Linked DNA regions of Homo sapiens: region 2 is linked to region 1. Evidence: chromatin loops called from intact Hi-C (ENCODE). Cell type or tissue: CD4-positive, alpha-beta T cell. All regions are shown on one strand.

Region 1 (2,500 bases):
AAAACAAGGGCTAAGTCATTGAATTCACTTCTGTCATGCTTTTCACTCAATTGTAGTTTGAGGGAAAAGGAAGACAATAATTTTCTTTCTGTCTCCAAAGACATTAGTATGACGGGGTTCAATACTCATTCATTGTTACAATCCATGTCCCTAGAAGCGCATGTTTGCCAGTTCCCATCCCTGACACTTAATAGCCAGTGACACTGAACAAGTCACTCATTTCCAGGAGCTTCAGTTTCCTCACTGGTATAATGGTGATCTGACTTACCACAATAAAAGGATTAGTAAGATCAAGCCAGGCCGGGGTGGGGGGGGGGGGCGCTGGGGGGCGGGGGGACTGAACAGGTGGGAGGGGATTCCAAAACTCGACAACGATCTCAAATAGAAAACATTCTATTCAGTTTACATGGAGCGTAATTCTAGATAAGATCACATCCTGTTTCTATAGCCTCAGTCCCAGGATATTTTTCTAGCTTGCGGGGAGCTCTCTGAGGCAGGCCTGTGGGTTCTGGTGTAAGTGGAGATTGGGCCTGGAAAGCCTTAGAGAGGTGCTCTTGCTTCCTGTTGGCACTTGGTTCAATTCTCAGTTCTGGGAAGACTTCAGGACAACAAATGGAAAGTCATTCATCTTACCGTCCTTATAAACTTGGCTCAGACAGGAGAATCAGAAATTCCCAAGTCACACCAAGTGCTCCTCTGGTGCTGTAATTTGATAGCCCAATCCCAAACAAAGTGAGGAAGCCACACCCAAACCTTCCTCCAAAGTTAACCACAAAGATGAACCGGAATAGACAGTGAGAGCAGGAACACAAAGATAAGCTGGAGAAGGCAGCTGGCTTGTTTGGGGCACATCGGAGAGTCATGGATGTTATCACAGCAGCCCACCCAGGACCTGCTAGTTTTAGGTTATGTGAGATTTTTTAAATCTTACGTTTAACCAATTCTCCTTTTATAAGTGTCAAAGCATTGCAGTGTACAGCTGCCTAGTAAAAGGATTTGTAACATAGATGCGTAAATGGTTCTGTCATTCAATAATATAGTCTCTTAAATAACTGAAACAGGTAATGCTTCCCTTTCCCCTTCCCGCCACTCCTCACACCCCTTGACTCCCATGCGCCCCCCACCCCCACCCCCATGCGCCCACCCCCAGCTTTATATTTTGTGTGTGTTTTCTTCCTTTTTCTCAATTTGGTGTTTGGCATATTCAGAAAAACACGTGGGCTCCCTCTGGTGGTCATTCCGGTGTTCATGCATGTCTAACCTTCAAGTTTTAGTTACATGGCACAAGATATTTGGATGAAAAGTGGAAATATTCGTAGTAAATGTTATTTTCGTTTGTAAGATTCCTAGTACTTGGAAACCACCAAAATAACCAGCTCATTCACTCATTCATCCATTCATATGTGCACATATATAGTCTTCCATTCTCACATATTGTTGATATTTGACTTTGCTAAATGCAGCATGGTCTGGTCTGCAAGTCCATACAGAACAATTGAGTTCCAGTCCTGTAAGTTAAACAAATTTTCTCAAGGAATGGGGCTGTTAATCAGCGAGTTTTTATGGAATGCATACAGTGTATTAGACCAGGCATTGTGAAAAATAATTTGTTGCTCACCACTTAAAAAAATATATGAACAAGCTTTTTAATAGTTACAATGTTATATTATTTCCTTTTGTTGTTTAAGTCATATTCCCATTTTATTTCCTCTGTAGAAATTTATTCTACTGTAACATATTGTTTTCCAGGCCAGACGACTTTGTCATCCAGATTCAGCTATAATAACAAAGACTCAAACACAACAGCATCTTAAATAGATTTTTTTTTACTCATGTTAACTGTCCAAATATGAGCTGCCCAGGGTTAGTATGGCAGCTTCACGTTGTAACGTATGTTTGTGGTTGAAAGTCTCTTATGGATCACCCTCATACTGAACATGTATCAAAAATATGTACTTACATTTAAATATTCGTGTTTTAAAATCTCTTGTGACCATGGGTCTTTGTTACAACTTTTCTTCTAGATTGGGTTATGACAATAAGTAGATATATATGATCATCAAAACAAAATAAATATTTTATAAATTTCTGTACAAAAATATTAAACATTAAAGTAAATTACTATTAGAAATGCATCACTGGGTGACTTTGGCAAGTGTTTTAAAAAATGAATTATTTTAAAAAGTCAATTCATGCACCTTTAGGAAATAGCAGTTTCATTCTTCTTCTTGGTTTTTATGTATGCAAGCACTGGGAAAACTCATTCACAAAAACAGGAAGCTGGGGATGGAAGTAGTTTTAAGTAACAGTGTTACTAAATTCTTTGAATCCTAGGAAACTCATGTGTACTTCATGGAAAGCTAGAGATGATGGTGGAGTTGCAGTGGAGGGGTGGAAAGTGTTGCATTCTAGATGGATTTTGGAAATAGAGTCCATAGGATTTTCTGATGGATTAAATACGAGGTAAGAGAGAAGGTACTCAAGGGTGACTTCAAGGGTT
Region 2 (2,500 bases), 1.4 Mb before region 1:
TACCTCCACCATGTATTGCCTGGGGGCTTGGCAGATGTAATTAAGGACCTCAAGGTGAGATCATTCTGGATCAGGTGGGCCCTAAATCCAATGACAAGTGTCCTTCTAAGACAGGAAGACACAACAGAGAGCAGGAGGCCATGTGAAGACAGAAACAGAGATTCACAAGCCAAGGAATGCCTTGGGCCACCAGAAGCTGGAAGAAGGAAGGAACACATTCTCTCTTAGAGCCCCAGAGAGAGCCCAGCCCAGCCCACCTCTTGATTTCAGAGTTCTGGCCTCCAGAACTCTGAGAGAATAAATTTTCGTTTTATTAAGTCACCCAGTTTGTGGTTGTTTGCTACGACAATTCTGGGAAATTAATATGATGGATGGGTCTCACAATCCTAATACTGAAAGAAAAAAATCCAAGTTACAGAAAACACGGATACCATCTCAACAGCGTTTCAGAAACGTGAAACCCGTACATTGTACCGTTTAGGAACACATATGTATCGGCAAAAGCGTAATGAAACAAATGGGAATGATGAACACCAAATTTAGAGAAGTGGAAACTGTAAAGAGAAGGAAGGGAATACAGCTGAGGGGGCACAAAGGCTTCACCTGTTTGGATGGTAATGCGTTTCCCAAGCTGAGTGGCAGAGTCAAGTAGAATCAGTATCATAGGTTTACACCTTTGTGTAGGACTTAACTATTTCATTACAATAAAATTTAAAAGGGAAGAAATGAAAAAGGACAAAAAGGAAGGTTAATAGCACATTGAAGATGGGGGAGCTTCTTTCTTGGATAAACATACAACCATTCAAGGTCAAAGCGGGATGATTTGGTGCATATGTATCTCCTGCTACTTAATAACCAGGTGAAATTCAGTTTGTTAATATTCAGTGTTCTGATGTTGCTTATAAATAATTCCAACAGTAACCTTTTCATTGGAAAAACACCTGTACAGTGCCAACTCTGATTACTCCCTGTGGATATTGCTTAGCTAAAAATTAATATATCATACTTTCTAGAATGACAGACTGTGGGCTGGAATAAGAGAAAACAGTAATTTATAAGATGGAGTAATTATTGGAGGATTCAGGTACCATTTACTGACTTTTTTTCTTTATCCTGAAGCCAACAAAATTATCGAGTCCACATTCTCAGTCTTTTATTAGCCTTTATCTTAGGTTGTCTATCAAAAACAATATTTCTGTGGATTAATAAACACCACAAACACATAATAAACTGCACAGGCCCCTGGTGTTCCTAGGCAATACGTGAGCTAAGCTGAAGACCATCAAAGTGAGCTGGCCAGCGCTTGCTACCTCGGCGTGGCTGAGGCCTCCTCGCTGGCTGCACTACCGATAATATGCACGAGGTGGCAGCAACGTCACGGCCGCCAGCCCGGGGCCTCCACGGGCGACTGAGGCTGCGCAGTTGACTTCCTCATCACCAACAGGGCAGTCTTGGTTTCAAAACCAGATCTGGTTGTTTCTTTGAGCGCTAGGATTTAGACAAACATTGTGATTATTTTCAATTAAAAATTATTCATGCCAAACATACAACCATAATTCGATATCTAGTATAAGTAGCCTTCTCTTTCCTTTTTTTTTCCGGACACTCAATGGTGAAATGCTTCATTACTTTAAAAACATGCCCAGGCCGAACGATGGGGACTCTAAAAAGATCAGCGGTTTGCCAGGGGTTGGGGAGGAGGGAGATGAATAGGTGGAGCACGGAGGATTTTTAAGGCAGTGAAAATACTCTGTATTATAGCATAATGAGTTCTATGTAGTTATAAATTTGTCCAAACACATAGAATGTACACCATAAAGAGTGAACACATAGAATCCCAGCACTTGGGACTAAGGTAAGTTGTGGACTTTGGGTGATAAGGTAACAAATGTACCCTCTGGGGAATGTTGATAAGGGGGGAGGCAGTGCATATGCAGGGCAGGGGTGGGGATATGGGAAATCTGTGTACCTTCTACTCAATTTTGCTGTAAACATAAAACTGCTCTAAAAAAAATAAAATCTTTTAAAAATGCCTATTTCCAAAAGTGTGCTAGGTATGTCAACATTTAAAAAATAATGACAATTATATAGGAAAGGTACCCTGAAAATCTATATCTACAATATTCAAAGAGAAACAGTCTTCCAAATAATTAGCATTTTATGAAGGACAGAATCATTTGACAGCAGGTAAATTACAACTGGCTCCAGCCATCTCTTCTTGTAGGGCATTATTGCTAAAATTCAGAATCAGCTGAGAAATGGCACATCAAGGCTGTGTCTTTCTGTGCCAGATTTGGAAGCTCTGAACCCTTGTCAGCCCAACTTCTGAAGGATGATTAGATGGTGGCCTTCAGAATTTTCTTAGCAGATGCTGCCTAATTTTCTGCCTCATTTTGTGGAATCTAGGATGTCTCTTCTGTATAATGAACTTAATACCACTCCTACCGACCTACAGGTTACTGTGAGACTCAAATGGAATAATCTAGATTCTCAATAAATA

The links. Peaks named below come from ENCODE experiments on the same cell type or tissue, not always from the same donor. Only the 100,000 strongest peaks of a DNase experiment are listed, where the experiment ranks them.
Region 2: a loop joins it to region 1, with 8 times the contacts of the local background. A loop is called at or near these places in 5 of 110 quality-filtered maps.

Annotation. Positions count from the first base shown.
Region 1 is chr2:172,930,866-172,933,365 of GRCh38, forward strand. All of the region lies in intron 6 of RAPGEF4 (Rap guanine nucleotide exchange factor 4), which reads left to right. Among named protein-coding and RNA genes, the nearest start is that of MAP3K20, 140 kb to the right of the region's middle. In CD4-positive, alpha-beta T cell, CTCF peaks have their summits at 1,253 (motif pointing left) and 1,455; a DNase peak (open chromatin) is centred at 1,226.
Region 2 is chr2:171,572,901-171,575,400 of GRCh38, forward strand. No RefSeq gene overlaps it. Among named protein-coding and RNA genes, the nearest start is that of CYBRD1, 52 kb to the left of the region's middle. In CD4-positive, alpha-beta T cell, CTCF peaks have their summits at 1,361 (motif pointing right) and 1,563; a DNase peak (open chromatin) is centred at 1,401.